2 separate regions of the Homo sapiens genome follow, and region 1 is linked to region 2. Evidence: read pairs that join two places in POLR2A ChIA-PET (ENCODE). Cell type or tissue: HepG2. All regions are shown on one strand. Links, peaks and the distances in the headings refer to the core of each region. The heading gives the core; the rest is flanking DNA.

The links. ChIA-PET counts read pairs that join two places held together with the same protein. Peaks named below come from ENCODE experiments on the same cell type or tissue, not always from the same donor. Only the 100,000 strongest peaks of a DNase experiment are listed, where the experiment ranks them.
Region 1: POLR2A ChIA-PET joins it to region 2 with 5 read pairs; 2 of 35 experiments call an interaction of 5 or more read pairs at or near these places.

What each region holds. Positions count from the first base shown.
Region 1 is chr12:51,835,850-51,844,176 of GRCh38, forward strand. The region is part of intron 1 of FIGNL2 (fidgetin like 2); the gene reads right to left. Among named protein-coding and RNA genes, the nearest start is that of FIGNL2-DT, 8.2 kb to the right of the region's middle. RefSeq lists an enhancer at 231-1,182. In HepG2, for the core only: no CTCF peak of the experiment used is centred there; no DNase peak of the experiment used is centred there.
Region 2 is chr12:50,543,260-50,551,586 of GRCh38, forward strand. All of the region lies in intron 1 of DIP2B (disco interacting protein 2 homolog B), which reads left to right. Among named protein-coding and RNA genes, the nearest start is that of DIP2B, 42 kb to the left of the region's middle. RefSeq lists a silencer at 7,267-7,561. In HepG2, for the core only: no CTCF peak of the experiment used is centred there; DNase peaks (open chromatin) are centred at 3,310 and 5,802.

The DNA of each region.
Region 1 (8,327 bases), core at 231-8,230, 1.3 Mb after region 2:
AGGCTGAAGTGCAGTGGCGTGATCTCCGTTTACTGCAACCTCCACCTCCTGGGTTCAAGTGATTGATTCTCCTGCCTCAGCCTCCTGAGTAGCTGGGATTACAGGCGTGCACCACCATACCTGGCTAATTGTTGTATTTTTAGTATAGACAGGGTTTCACCATGTTGGCCATGCTGGTCTCGAACTCCTGACCTCAGGTGATCCACCCACCTCAGCCTCCCAAAGCGCTGGGATTACAGGAGTGAGCCACCGTGCCCTGCAGGCTTCTTTTCCTAGGATTCCCAGGCAGTTTTACAGCTACCCTGGACTGGAGCTTTCCCTAGAACCAGGGGAGGGAGGATGGGCTAGCTGAGTCAACTCCCTCCGCCCCAGCCCCGCCTGTCTGCCCTGCCTCAGGAGAGGAGGGACAGGCGGAGGAGGAGGAGAGGAAGGTAGGACAGGGCACTCTGTCATCTGGCCTTTGGGCTGCGCTGCCCTCCCCCATCAGCTGCTCAACACCCCTCCCCCACCCCGCCCACCATCCTCATCCTCATCCAATCCCAAGGACAGATGGGGGCCAGCAGAGAGGGAGAAACGTGACCACAGTGAAAGCACTCTCAAGTGGTAACACAGTCCGGGGGTCACAGCTGTGTCCCCCGAGGCCTGGCCAGTCTCTCATGTCCAGCCTTGATGTCTGGTCAGGCCTGGGCTAAAGTGAGTCTCTGTTGGTGGGGGGCGGATACTTCAGAATCCTAAGGGGAGATGGAGGAATCTGTTGGTGCCGGATTATCCCAGCAGACACACCCCAGTTAGAAATGCAGTCACTCTTGTGGTCACTCATCCATCCATCCATTCAACACACATTGAATAAGCCCCCACCATGTCACAGTGTAATAGGAGGATGTAGAGGTGGGCAGTGGACTTCCTAACCAGCTTGACCAGGTAGGGACATGGCTGGTGGGCTTAATCCTCGTCCCAGGCTAGATGAAGGTCCTTTGTCTCTGCCCAGTGGTCTGAGCAGGGTGGACACCCCCAGCCCCCTCCTCCCCTCACACAGGCGCACATGCCGGTGGGTGGGTGCGCAGACACACACACTCCCAGCTGCTGCCAGAAACCCCCCTCCTGTGGTCTCTCTGGCCAATCACAGCACTGAGGAGTAAGTCCCACTGTCCGGTGGCCCCCAGGGAGTGTATTAGCACATTTGAACCGCTCAACCTGCAACTGACAAAGCCTGGGGCCTTGGGAGGGGACACAGCAGGAGGGGTGGGGGCCTGTGGGGAGCTCTCCTCCCGTCTGCCTCTCAGGGGGAAGCTCAAGACTAGATTAAGCATTCTGGGGCACAGAGGAATTTGGGGGCCCCAGCTCCAGCCGTGAATAAGCGATCCATAAAATCCCAATTTACACACTCACTGATCAAACAGCCCATCTACTACCCCAGGAGGTTGGGGGTGGCTCCTGGGCCTCTCCTGCTCTCAAAGAAGGTCCGGGGGAGCTGGGAACTGGACATAGGACGCAGGCTCCCAATGTTTTCCCTACAGCCTCAGTCCCATTCCCAATCCCCATGAGGGGTATCCATGCCAAGGGCGTGGGGCCTGCCGGTACCCCCTGTGACCTGGCTGCCTTGGGATGGGCTGGGGGGCTGCCTCAGTCAGGCAGCCATCTTTGTCCACCCTCTGTGAATAACAGCTCCTTTTTTCTCTTGTGTTGCCCTGGGGCCGCCAGGCCCGACTGCAACCTCATCAGAGCTGCTAATCACTTTTCCAGCTCTCCTCTCCTCCCCACCCCCTTCTTCCCAACAGCCCCTCCACGTTTTCTCTGGACCCTCCACCAAAAGCTGCCCTGGGATGCTCAGGCCACCTTCCTTCCACTGTCTTGTCTCACCCCAAAGCTAGGCAATATCCAGGAACACAAGGGGCTCCAGGCTGGTGCTCTGTCCCCAGCCCATCTTCTGGGAGAAAGCAGGTAGAGAGAAATAGCCTTGTTATTACCCTAGTCCCTGCCACCAAAGAAAACACAACGTGTCTCCCTCTTGCCTAGGTGTTGTTTGCTCCCCTTGGTTAGGCTGCCTGCAATTTCACCAAGAGAACACCATTCTGGTTAAGAAGGATTCTCTTTTAAACCAAATGGAACTTCTGGGAGGCTCCAGGCTGTCAGCCAGTCACACCTCCAGGAGGATTAGCAAGGCTGATTCTCCTTCTCCTTCCCACCTGCTCGAGGTGAGCTGCATGGGCCACTAGAAGTGTTCATGGAGGCCGGGGAAAGCGAGTCTTTGGGGCTGGGAATTGCCCACCACACCACACCCCACTTCTCACTACATGTGAGCTATGTTGGAGCAGGTCAGAGATGGATGTCAGCTCCTGGGCCCTGGGGGAAGAAAGGAGTAAGGGCTGCCCTGTCTGTGTGCTTCCCAGAGGCCACTGCACACTGGGCTGGGAGCTGGATCTCCATTGTCTCATTCAGTCCCCTCAGCAGGCTGCTGGGAGGATTGTGGTGTGAGCCTGTTCTACGGTGAGACATACTCCTTCCCTTCTCCCCTTTCTCCACTTCACTGGCTGCTCCAGGTACCCCACCCCAATAGAGCCTGTACCCATTAGTAACCTGGGTAAGGCAGGTGTCTGAAGGGCAACCTGAAAGACTGACCCACGGCTTGCAGGGGTCTCTGAGCCCACTCTAGCCAGCCCTTCCCCCTCCCATGACTCAGGTATTGCAGGGAGTGAGCACTGGCCTCAGAGTCAGCCTCTGAGATGTGGGACAATGTCTTGATCTGTTTCCTCCATTGTGAAATGGGGGGTGGAGAGGCAGCATCCCCCTCACAGGCTGGCCTGAGGGCAGTGAAGGAGAGGTGGAACTTTCCTGACTAGCTAGAGGGGCCACCCATGCAGGACCCAGGGCAGGCTCCAACTCGCTCCTAGAGACTGGCTAGGTGCAGTGGCCTGGGAAAGAGGTGGGGGGGCTGCTCTCCAGGCCCAGAAGGACCCAACTCATTTGACAGAGGACTCCAAAGAGAAAACATAATCCTGGAGCTGCCTGCGGGGCCCCAGAAGAGCTCTGCCTTGCAGGAATGAGTTCCCTGTCCTGCCCTGACCAGCTGACCGTCACTGAAAATACAGTCCCAAACCACAGCTTCCCAGGATGTCCTCGCCTGACCCCTGGCTGCTCTGACCTGTGTCCTGGGACATCTGTCACCAGCCTCTCCTCTGCTAATAGAGGGAGGAGCACCAGGGCCCTCCCATGACCCCCCCAGCCCACCCTCTGCCACTTAGAAACTGCCAGGCAAGTCTCATACTCCTGCTTCAAGTCCCTCCTGACAGCCCACTGTGCCCAGACGTAACTTGGTCTTGAGCCACATTCTTCACTGTCCCCGGGAATCTTAAGAGGAGAGGTAGGAATCTAGGTGAGAATCTTAGGACCCTCTGGGAGGGTCCACAGAGACCTCAGACTCAACATGCCCAAGGAAAACATCTCCACCTCCTCTCTCCCGATTCCATCTCTTCAGCTAGGCTGGAAACCTAGGAGTCCCTGTGTCTGTCTCTCCAGCCTCCACTCATCTAGCTGGCCATGAAGTCAGGTTAACACTCTCTCTAAAACAACCCACAGCTCTCATGTTCCCCACCACAGCTGGCCCCACCTCTGAATTCTGCCTCTGTTCTCTGCCTTCCTAATCCTTCTTCTGTGTGGCTGCTAGGGTGGTCTTTCTGTCTAAAACAGACTCAGCCTCCTACCAAGCACAGAGACGATGTTAACCCTTCAGCCTGGCACCAGAGGTGGATGAGTCTGTCCTTCCTTCCAGCTTCGGGCCCTTTCCAGCTCCTCCAGTCACATCAGCCCATTCTCTCTGAGGCTGTTCCTGTCTCCCTCTTTGGTGCCCCGAAGCATGTTCCAGGCACTTCTGCCCTTCCACTCCAATGCCCAATTTAGAGGTGACATCACTTGTTAACTGGGTTCCCATTCCCTCCGCTGCTCAGCCAGCCCCTGTCTGTGAGCCCTGGTACAAGTGGCTCTCTAGCCCTTTCTGCAGCTCTCTCTCTACCCTGACCTGCTCCTTCCCAAAGTCCCCTCCCTCAGAAAACATTCCCTGACACACAGTGGTAGAAAGAGCAGGGCCACTGGGAACGAGGATGACCTGGACTTTTTAATGATAGTCATGACTTTTTGTCAGCAATTACTTTTTAAAAAGATGACTTGCTTTTTCATTGAGGAACAGGGATTTGCAGTTGACTCTGCGCTTTGCCCTGTCTGAAGTCAGTTCCCCTCCCTGAGGCTCTGTTTCTAGCACACAACGCAGCCTCACACCTGTGCACTCAGTGATGGGCACTGCGGGGAGGGCGCAGGTGCTCAGTGGAGGCCGCCATGGACTGTCCTCTGTCCACTTGGGGTGGCCCTGTGATCTGGGGCTGGTGAGGTCCTTCCAGTGCCTGTCTCCTCTTGGGTCTGCATCTGGGGCTCCTCTTTGCCTGGGACTTGGCCCTGCATGGGCGAGAGATGGAGGATGAGGCCAGAGCTCTTCACCACTTTCAGCCTTAGGCCCCTTTCGCAGTCTGGAAAACCTATGACCTGTTCTCAAAAATACTTCCTCAATGCATAAAAGAAAAATACATGGGGCTACAAAGGGAATTAATAACATTGGCCAGGCACGGTGGTTCACGCCTGTAATCCCAACACTTTGGGAGGCTGAGGCAGGCTGATCACCTGAGGTCGGGAGTTCAAGACCACCCTGACCAACATGGCGAAACCCTGTCTCTACTAAAAATACAAAATTAGCTGGGTGTGGTGGCACATGCCTGTAATCCCAGCTACTTGGGAGGCTGAGGCAAGAGAATTGCTTGAACCCAGGAGGCAGAGGTTGTGGTGAGCCGAGATCACACCATTGTACTCCAGCCTGGGCAACAGAGCAAAACTCCATCTCAAACAAAAACAAAAACATTGGAATACAGTTATCTGCAGGAACTCCTCAGGGTCATGGACCACAAGGCTCAGCCCAAGAGCCTAGAGTCTCTTGGAGGGCCCCACACTTCCCCTCCCCGTAGCCAGTTTTAGGATCCAAGGTTGACTTGAGTCTGTTTGGGTGGCATGTGGCCTCCAAAAGGCTTAAGCTTTAAAGTCTGGGTGATCCTGTGTGCCCTAGCCCCAAATATGGCCCCTTCCCGTGCATGGGGGTGGGAGAGAGACATGCCCCCACAGGGCCAGGCCTTACCAAAGGCGAGGAAACAGGCCCAGGCAGCCCACCCAGGAGTCCCCAGCAGCTGCCTCAGCCCCTCCTGCCCTCTTCCCAGCCCTGGGGGGGCTGAGCCGAGTAACTCCAGCTATGCAGCCCGGCCGGTCCACCTGGGTGTGAGTGGGCAGGGCTGTCCTCAAGGGGGTGGCCCCCTACACCTGCAGGGCCACAGGAACACAGAGGGAAAAAGATACTGGGGGGAGGGTGCTAGGAAAAGACTGAGCAACCACAGCAGCTCCTGTCTGCCTGCTCCCATATGGGATTCTCAACACAAGCCAAGTCCGGCCCTGAGTGCTTCACACACATCAGTTCATTTAATCTGAGTGAGGACGTTATTCCCATGTTGCAGGTGAGGAAACTGAGGCTCGATTAACTTGTCTAAGTCACCAAGCTGGGACAGATGCCACCCCCAGCAGTCTTGCTCCAGATACTTCTCTGCCTGCCACAGCAGGTGGTGGTGTTCCCATCGAACAGCTGAGAAAACTGAGGGAGCAGTTCATTCCCACCCTCTTCCTCAACCTCCCCTGCTCCCCCAGCCCTCCTTTCTTGAACCCCCTCCCACACTTAGCCACCAACCCCGGAGCTTAGCATATCTCAAACTTGTTCTCATGGGACCAGATAAATCCCTGCCCAGGTCTGAGAGGCGCTGGCCTCAAGGCTAGGACACAGGACTCTGGTTAGGGTCTCAGCCAGACTCTGCAGAGAGTGATCAGAAAGGACTGCAAGGCTGAGACTGTGCCAGAGGAGTGGGGAGGAGAAAGGCTCCTGAAGACCAGATCTCTGCACGACCGTGGCGGCCCCTGCAGCTCTGCACAGCCCCTCCTCCCCTTTTCCTCAAAAGAAGCAAATCCTCCATGAAAGATTTTTGGCTTCACAGAAGGACTTGGCCCCATCTGAGAACACGTGAGCCATCTCTAGAAGTGCTGAGTCCCCATCAGTGGAGGCACTCGGCACCAGAGAATGCCTTTCCCGGGAGGGGCACTGCTGGGCAGGTGGAAGGGCTCTCCCCTCCTCTCCCCTCCTCTCTTCTTCTCTGATATCTAATGATCACTACAAACTCAACAAGTCCCAGAATGGACTCCTGACCTCCTCCTACCTCAGCCTCCCAGCTGCCTTCCTCATTTTACGCAGCTCCTTTTTTCTCAACAAGGGGCTCAGTCCCCAAAACTCAGGCCTGAGGAGGGCCACAGTGTGGAAGACGATGGTAAAAGAATGGCCAGCCCATGCCGGACACAGTGTGCCTGGAAAGGAAGCCCCTTCCTAGAGGAGTGAGGACCCAGCCACTGATGAAATGCTGTCCCTCCAGAGAGCAAGGAGGAAGGTGCAGTTTCTCCTGGTGTCCAGAGAGTTCCCAGGGAGCCCCTTTGCTCCAGCAGAAGGCAACAGACAGGCTGGGTGGGGAGGGAGCCGCATGATATGAGGGCTGGGGAAGAGGGATCCTTTTTCAGGTATAACCTAAATCCTACCAGTTTTCTTTCCCCACTGGCCTGGAAAGAACAAACACCTCCAGATTCTTAAGCATCCAAGGGTCAAATAGGGCACTCGGCTGCAGGTGGACCCTCCCCAAGCAGTGGCCCTTGTCTCACTTTGCTTCTAATGCCCACCGACACAGCCTCCCCCAGGAAAAGGCAATCTGCTCAGGACTCCTCTGAGGCAAGCCCCTGCTGTCAGATGCTGATCCTCCCCCTTACAGCCTCTGAAACCTGTCCTGTACCCTCGCCATAGCCCAGAGGCTGCCATTCCCCAGCTCACATGCCCTATGTGGCTTCCTTCTGCTTAGAGAATGCAGGGACAGTGGTCCTAAAAGCATAGCCTGTCCTTTTGCCTCTTCGCTGGTCCCCAACATCTTGTGAGCTCCTTGAAGGTGGCACCACATCAGAAAATAATGGTTGCTGGATGAATAGCTACCTGGATAAAATATTCAAGGCCTCACAGCCATGATACATGCTAGGCACTTGTGGCAAAGCAACACCAAAGCTGGGGCCACCCTTGGGCTCTCCCTGGCCATGTGGGAGGCTGCAGGTGGCTAAGGAAGCCAAAGCATAAAAGCCCCAGCTCAGAGCCTGGTCCATAGGTGTCCACTGCATGTGTGGGGAGGCTCAGGAAGGCCAATCCTGGCTGGACACCCGCGGGAGCAGCTGAGGTTCACCCAGAGCCTTGCACAGTACTGGACACAGTGCGTAGGTGCTCAACACAGGTTTGTTAATAGTAAATGAAGTCTCACGGCTCACGTCTGTAATCCCAACACTTTGGGAGGCTGAGATGGGCAGATCACTTGAGGTTAGGAGTTTGAGACCAGCTTGGCCAACATGGCAAAACCCCGTCTCTACTAAAAATACAAAAAAAAAAAAAAAATTAGCTGGGCGTGGTGGCATGCACCTGTAGTCCCAGCTACTCAGGAGGCTGAGGCATGAGAATTGCTTGAACCCAGGAGGTGGTGGTTGCAGTGAGCAAAGATCATGCCACTGCACTGCAGCCTGGGTGACAGAAGAGACAATCTCAAAAAAAAAAAAAAAGAGTCAATGCAGCTTGTTTGTCACATCTTCACATCCATCCCTGATTAATCACAACACTGGGCTGGGGACCATGTGGCCTGAGTCTGCCCTGGCAGTGAGAGGGGACAGAGGGAGGTATGCTGCTACCTTCCAGATTCCTGCAGGCATCCATGCTGCCTCTCCTCCCATCTACCTGCCCACCCCCTGTCTGCCCTGACTCCATGTCGGAGGGGGCTTCAAATATGGCCTGGCAGGCTGGTTGCAATGGCTCACACCTGTAATCTCAGTACTTTGGGAGGGCAAGATGGGAGGATCACTTGAAGCCAGGAGTTCAAGATCAGCCTGGGCAACATAGTGAGACCACCGCCTCTACAATTTTTTTTTTTTAAGATGACTTGGGCAAGCACTGCTGTGGGCCAGAACTTTCACACACACATGCCCTTTCCCCATCCTCACTCCTATGCTAGAAGGTCGTTCTCTGGAGTCCCTGGGCCCCGAGTCACTAAGCGGGTCCCCAAGGTAGGCTTCAGAATCAAAGGGGCAGACTATTTGAAACCAGGGCCACATCACCATCATATGAGGTTCTTATCCCCATTTTAGAAATGATGAAATTGAAACCCAAACAGATGAAGTCACTT
Region 2 (8,327 bases), core at 157-8,156:
TATGCCAAGCTGTTAAAGTTTTTTTTTTTCCCCCTTTTTTATTTATTTTTGAGACAGAGTCTCGCTGTCACCTAGGCTGGAGTGCAGTGGCGCAATCTTGGCTCACCGCAACTTCCGCTCCCCAGGTTCAAGCAATTCTCCTGCCTCAGCCTCTCAAGTAGCTGGGGTTACAGCCACCCGCCATCACGCCAGCTAATTTTTGTATTTTTGGTAGAGAAGGGGTTTCGTCATGTTGGCCAGGCTGTTCTCGAACTCCTGACCTCAGGTGATCCGCCAGCCTCGGCCTCCCAAAGTGCTGGGATTACAAGCATGAGCCACCGCTCTCAGCCTATTAATGTTTCAAAAATAGCTTTTCCCTCATTATAAAAATAGCACATGTTGGGCCGGTCATGGTGTCTCACACTTGTAATCCCAGCACTTTGGGAGGCTGAGGTGGGAGGATCACTTGAGTCCAGGAGTTCGAGACCAGCCTGGCCAATGTGGATGAAACCCTGTCTCTACTAATAATACAAACATTAGCTGGGCATAGTGGCACACGCCTGTAGTCCCAGCTACTCAGGAGGCTGAGGCAGGAGAATCACTTGAGCCTGGGAGGCAGAGGTTGCAGTGAGCTGAGGTAGTGCCAATGAACTCCAGTCTGGGCGACAGAGTGAGACTCAGCCTTTAAAAAAAAAAAAAAAAAAAAGGAGGCTGGGCATGGTGGCTCACGCTTGTAATTCCAGCGCTTTGGGAGGAGGAGGCTGGCAGACCACGAGGTCAGGACATCGAGACCATCCTGGCCAACATGGTGAAACCTCGTCTCTACTAAAATACAAAAAATTAGCCAGGCGTGGTGGTTCGCGCCTGTAGTCCCAGTTGCTCAGGAGGCTGAGGCAGGGGAATCGCTTGAACCTGGGAGGCAGAGATTGCAGTGAGATCATGCCACTGCCACTCCAGCCTGGTGACAGAGTGAGACTCCATCTCAAAAAAAAAAAAGGAAATTAAAGAAGAAAATGAATATTTCCTTAATCCTAACACCCAAGTGTAAACACTAATGGTATTTAAGTAAATTCCCTTCCAGTCACTTTTCTATTCAGATATTCCGTCACTAGGGCTGGAGTGCAGTAGCACGGTCTCAGCTCACTGCAACCTCCGCCACCTGGGTTCAAGCGATTCTCCCGCGTCAGCCACCCAAATAGCTGGGATTGCAGGTGCCTGCCACTACGCCCAGCTAATTTTTTGTATTTTTAGTACAGACGGGGTTTCACCATGTTGGCCAGGCTGGTCTCAAACTCCTGACCTTGTGATTCACCTGTCTTGGTCTCCCAAAGTGCTGGGATTACAGGCGTGAGCCACTGCACCTGGCCTCAGATAACTTTCTTTTTCTTTTTTTTTTTTTTTTTGAGACGGAGTCTGTCACCCAGGCTGGAGTGCAATGGCGTGATCTCAGTTCACTGCAACCTCCACTTCCCAGGTTCAAGCAATTCTCCTGCCTCAGCCTCCTGAGTAGTTGGGACTACAGGTGCGTGCCACCACGCCCGGCTAATTTTTTGTATTTTTAGTAGAGAAGGGGTTCCACTGTGTTAGCCAGGCTGATCTCGAACTCCTGACCTCATGATCTGCCCGCCTTGGCCTCCCAAAGTGCTGGGATTACAGGCGTGAGCCACCGCGCCTGGCTGAATAACTTTCTTAAAAGCTGGAGTAGTACCAGGTGTGGTTTCTTATGACTGTAATACTAGCACTTTGGGAGGCCAAGATGGGAGAATCACTTGAGCCCAGGAGTTCAAGACCAGCTTGTATGACTGTACCACATTCATTTATTCTATTGTTGGTGAGCATTTGGTTTGTTTCCAGTTTTGGCTTTTGCGAATGTTTTGTATATGTTTTGTGGTGCCCATATTTTAGATAAAATTACTAGTAGTGGAATTGCTTGGTCTTAGGGTATGCGAATGTTCAGCTTCAGTGGTATTACCAGTTTTCCAAAGTGTTTATACCGATTTACAGACCTTTTGGCAACGTATGAGAGTTCCATTTCTTCCTGTACTTACCAATACTTGCTTGCTTGCTCTCTTCCTCCCTTCCTCCCTTCATCCCTCCCTCCCTCCCTCCTTCTTTCTTTCTTCCTTTCCTTCCTCTCCCCTCCTCTCCCCTCCCTCCCCCTCCCCTCCGTTCTGTCACCCAGCCTAGAGTGCAGTGGCGCCATCACAGCTCACTACAGCCTTGACTTCTTGAGCTCAAGTGATCATCTCACCCCAGCCTCCCGAGTAGCTGGGACTACAGGCATGTGCCACCATGCCTGGCTAATTAAAAAAAATTTTTTTACAGATAGTGTCTTGCCATGTTGGCCAGGCTGGTCTTGAGCTCCTCTGCTGAAGATAACATTTTGGGCCAGGCATGGTTACTCACACCTGTAACTTTTATTTTTTGGAGGCAGACTTTTTTTTTTTTTTTTCATAACGCTATCTGGGCTCACTGCAACCTCTGCCTCCTGGGTTCTAGTGATTCTCCTGCCTCTGACTCCCAAGTAGCTGAGATTACAGGCGTGTGCCACCGTGCCCAGCTAGTTTTTTGTATTTTTAGTAGAGGCGGGGTTTCACCATGTTGGCCAGCTGGTCTTGAACTCCTGACCTCAAGTGATCCACCCGCCTCGGCCTCTCAAAGTGTGGGATTATAGCTGTGAGTCACTGTGCCCGGCCTAAAATAAGATTTATTGAGGACTTGTGTATAGCATGGTAGAAATAAAAGCAGAATTCCTTCTCTTCATTTTACAGTTCTTTCTGTGGAAATGAGTACAACTGAATATAGCAGGTGGCAGTGCCTGTCAACTTTGTTTCCATTCTGCACTGATTGTATTATCTTATTCTAATCCCTGCCAACCAGATGTACTTCCTTCTTCACATAAGATGGAGACAGCTTATTGTATATGCACACATGTGCAAATATGCATAAGTATAGCAAAAGTTGGTCCTGCTGTTCAGAAATATCGTTAACTAGTATCAAGTGAGAGGCGGCATGGTTTACTTCAGGTACAGCATATAGTTTTAGATGCTTATTCCTCCCCTGTTGGTGGGAGTTCCGTGTTGTGAAAAATTCTTTTTTAAAAAAATTTCAACTTTTATTTTAGGTTCAGGGGGTACATGTAAATGTTTGTTACATGAGTTGTGAAGAATTCTGAGGCCATGCCTGAGATCAGTGATTCAGAAGTCCTGTCACTGAATAGTAATTGTTGCAGGGGTGACATATGTTCCACATATTTACCTTCTGTAAGTGAAGCAGAGTGAAGAACCAGACCAATGTAGATTTTCTAGCACTTATTTTTGGGCAAGTTATTTTGTTCTCTGGGCCTCTCAATGTCCTTATCTGGAAAATAGGAGGTCACATTCTTGCTAGGATTAAATACATTAATGCATGCAAAGTATTTCCTGATTGCCTTGCAGATAGATAATAGGTGCCCAGTAAATGTTAGTTCTGTCCCTTTTTTTTGTATGGGAGAGGAGGGACGAGGAGGGAGTGGGCTGTTCTTAAATAGGAATATTTTTAAAACGTATTATGAACTTATCACAGCCCCATGTTTCACTTTTCAGGGCCAATGTAGGAGGCAGTAAAGAAAGAAAAATAAATGAGACATCTCTTGTCAAGTTATAACTGGTTTTATGTATAAATAATTTAGAAACACATTACCTATAATACAAAACAATTAAAAAATATACCACTCTATTTGGCTGTATTTACTACTTTTCTGAAACTGCTTACTCGGAGGTTCGGTTCACCTTACCTCCTTATTTTTACTCCCTTCTTTTTTGACCTTCGTGGTACTATTAACCACCAACTTTGGTGAAATCCTTTCTTTCCTTGGCTTCAGTGAAAACATCACTTTCTAAACAATGAATTTCGTTTTCTACTGGACAGGGGCCCTTTATATAGAGGCAATAAACTTGTATGTTTAACTTTGATGATTGATTATTGATTCAGTTGGTAATACAAATTAAAGTTTGGCTTAAAACAGTGAAATATTTCTGGGAAGTAATTGAATGATGACTGTACAACACTAGAGTAATTTAAAAATACTTAGTGGAAATATTCATTGATACCATCTTTTTTTAGAAGCTAATTTAACAGTAACTCAAAGCAGGGTTAATTTTGTGTAACCTGGCACCCAACATTATATGTCTAGGAATCTGTCCCTCAATAGGATGAATGGTAAAAACATATGTAGAGAGATATTAATCGAAGTATTATTTGTAAGAACAAAAGATGGAAACAACTTAAACACTTGTCAATAGAAAAATAGTGAAATTATGATTTATTCTTACTATTCTTCCGTTAAAAAAGTGAGCTAGAGTGTGTGGGGGCAGAGTGTATGAGAGAAATCTCTGTACCTTCTGTTCAATTTTGCTGTGAACCTAAAACTGCTAAAAAAAATAAGTCTACTAAAAGAGCTAGAGCTATAAATGTACTGAGCTAAAAAATATCTGTAATATATTAAGTGAAAATAGGCTGTGACACTATGTATAGCATGATTTCATTTCTTTTTTTAAAAAGGGTGTGAGCTGGGTATAGTGGCTCATGCCTGTAATCTTAGCACTTTGGAAGGCTGAGGCAGGAGGATTGCTTGAGGACAGGAGTTCGAGACCAACTTGGGCAATGTAGTGAGACCCCATCTTTACAAAAAATACAAAAATTAGCCAGGGATGGTTGTGCATGCCTGTAGTTCTAGCTACTTGGGAGGCTGCAATGGGAGGATTGTTTGAGCCTAGTAGTCCAAGGCTGCTGTGGGCTAGGACAGCACTCCTGCACTCCAGCCTGGGCAAACAGAGCAAGACCCTGCCTTTTAAAGAATAAAAATAAATAAAATGTGTATATATTTTTATACATAGGAAAAACGCATTGATTTTAGTGGCAATTTCATCTAGAATTGGGTTTAGAGGGGTTAGAGTAAGGAACTTTTACTTCTTATTAGGTATACTTCCAAAAAAAGTGATAATTATGAGTGATACTTTTTTTGTGTATGCTTTTCTGATATTTTTCAAATAAAATGATCTTAAGAAAAAACTAAAAATTAATGGAGAGCAGGAAAAGGGAGATAAGGATCCAGCTAGCTACTTTAACTTTTAACAACGATGTCCTTTAAAAATGTTTGTATTTGTATGCATACTCATGTATGTTGTGTATATGTGTATATATACACAGACACACAAAATACAGAGTAACTGCAGTCTGACATTCAATTAAGCTACAGAATGCATGGTATTGGCATACATTTTTATTTTATTTATTTATTTTTTAATTAATTTTTTTGTTTTTTGAGACTGAGTCTTGCTCTGTTGCCCAGGCTGGAGTGCAATGGCACGGTCTCGGCTCACTGCAACCTCTGCCTCCCGGGTTCAAGGGATTCTCCTGCCTCAGCCTCCCAAGTAGCTGGGACTACAGGTACCTGCCATTGCGACTGGCTAATTTTTATATTTTTAGTAGAGATGGGGTTTCGGCATGTTGGCCAGGCTGGTCTTGAACTCCTGACCTCAGGTAATTCCCCGCCTTGGCCTCCCAAAGTTCTGGGATTACAGGCATGAGCCACTGCTCCTGGCCTTGGCCTGCACTTTTAAAGTGTAAGATACTAAGAGGTGTTTTTCTGCACATCACAAGGTACAGTTCTTAAATTCTTTAAGAAGTGACAGGATTTGTTCAGAAAATGTGCAGTTTTCTAGTGTTGCAGTAATGTGTGTTCAGGTTTCCTTCACACAGGTTACAGCTTATTCATAACCCCGAGTTAAAGTTTAAATTTTATGTAATTAGCCACCTATGTGACCTTTGAAACTAAGTGAGGAAACTATTCCGGAGTAGTGAAACTTTGAGTACAGCTGCTTCGGTTTTGGACTACAAATTGGAATTCTTCTATTGAGCAAGAGTCAGGGACGAAAGTGGGGGCTGGTTTAAAAAAAAAAAAAAAGGGCTGGGCGCGGTGGCTCATGCCTGTAATCCCAGCACTTTGGGAGGCCGAGGTGGGTGGATCACAAGGTCAAGAGATCAAGACCATCCTGGCCAATATGGTGAAACCCCGTCTCTACTAAAAATACAAAAATTAGAGATTGAGACCATCCTGACTAACACGGTGAAACCCTGTCTCTACTAAAAATACGAAAAATAAGCCCGGCATGGTGGCGGGTGCCTGTAGTCCCAGCTACACGGGAGGCTGAGGCAGGAGAATGGCGTGAACCTGGGAGGTGGAGCTTGCAGTGAGCTGAGACCGCGCCACTGCACTCCAGCTGGGTGACAGAGCAAGACTCTTGTCTCAAAAAAAATAATAATAAAAATTAGCCAGGTGTGGTGGCGTGTGCCTATAGTCCCAGCTACTTGGGAGGCTGAGGCAGGAAAATCACTTGAACCTGGGAGGCAGAGGTTGCAGTGAGCTGAGATAGTGCCACTGCACTCCAGCCTGGTGAAAGAGCAAGACTCCATCTTAAAAAAAAAAAAAAAAAAAAAAAAGCCATGTGGTTGTTCATGATTTCTGCATTTTTTGTTTAATATGACATTGGTAGCCTGTTTAACTTCATTTTATCATGGCCACTTATAAATAGATAGCTTAAGTCTGTGTGCACAAAATTATGTTTCATTCTGTTAAATTTTTTGTTTTTTTCTTTTTTAGATAGAGATTTAAGTTCCTTATATAACTAAGGAAAAGTCCTATTCCAAATTTAACAATCAAGGTACCTAGTTGTATGAAATTTGGAAATTTTCTTAACCCTCTCTTCTGTGTTATTGGCACTTTTTGATTTTCTAGGAGCTCTGGGGTTTGCAAGTTAAATCTGAGCCTTGAGTATTCCTGCTTTAACCAGCGGGATGGCAGCCATTTTGCCCTGTGTTAGTGCCTTGTCCAGTGAAGGAAAATGAAACGCCTAGAAACTGTGAATTTTGCTTTTTGGACCTGATTAGTTTTGTATGTAATGGATAACGTTAAGTTTTTAAAATTTCCATGTGATTTCTTGGGTTTTAAATTCAGGGCTTACTAACAGTGTACTCGTGGGGCCAGCTGGAATTTTGAAAATTGAAGCTTCCTGCATTTTATTGGCCAGTTTCTTCATTGATTTTTTTTTTCATTCATCTTTTTCATGAGGCTAGGACATTCACAACTGAATTGAGAAATTGAAGTACTCAGAATCTAACTATGAATGTTTGAGAGGCACCCAGTCTAAAAGAACGATTAGACTCTAAGATATTCATAACCATTAGTTTATTAATAGCTCTATAAAAGTTTTCCATGTTCTAGGGTCCTGAGGGGAATGGTCTAGATAACCTAACAGACTTTTCCATCCCTCATGATTCATTTTACTCTATTGAAAATTATCTTAAACAGAAGGAAACGAATAGGCCTGGTAGAACCAGATTCGAAACAGTGTTGCTTCAGTGGGAAGGGAGTGGTTTCTTAGTCAGTGCTTGTGGAGGCTGTTACTCCAGAGGCAGCCCGCTTCTCTGCAGTTAGTAAATACTACTGTAGCCCAGTGGCAGATACTGCGGACATAAATCTTAAAGCTAGTAACATGTTGTTCTTCTAGGAATTCCATTCAGCTACAGATTTAAGGTTTATCAGTAGTATTTCCAGAAAGATGGTCCGACACAGTGGCTCACGTTTATAATCCCAGCACTTTGGGAGGCCGAGGTGGGTGAATTGCTTGAGTCCAGGAGTTCAAGACCAGCCTGGGCAACATGGCAAAACCCTGTCTTTGCCTGTAGTACCCCCAGCTATTTGAGAGGCTGAGGTGGAAGAATCACCTGAGCCTGGGGAGGTCAGGGCTGCAGTGTGCTGAAATTGCACAACTGCACTCCAGCCTGGGCAATCAGAGTGAGACCCTGTCTTTAAGAAAAAAAAGAAAGAAAGAACATGAAGTATTTTAAAGACCAGATTTGAGGCCGGGCGTGGTGGCTCATGTCTGTAGTCCCAGCACTTTGGGAGGCTGATGAGGGTAGATCACCTGAGGTCAGGAGTTTGAGACCAGCCTGGCCAACATGGCGAAACCCCATCTCTACTAAAAATACAAAAATTAGCCAGGCATAGTGGCACGTGCTGGTAATCCCAGCTACTGGCGGGCTGAGGCAGGAGGATCGCTTGAACCTGGGAGGCAGAGGTTGCAGTGAGCCAAGATCAAGCCACTGCACTCCACCCTGGGCAACAGAGCGAGACTCCATCTCAGAAAAAAATCTGTGTGTGTGTGTGTATGTGTGTATTTTGAGACAGAGTCTCACTTTGTTTCCCGGGCTGGCGTGCAGTAGCATGATCTCGGTGCACTGCAGCCTGTGCCTCCCAGGCTCAAGCCATCCTCCAACCTCACCCTCACAGGTAGCTGGGACTACAG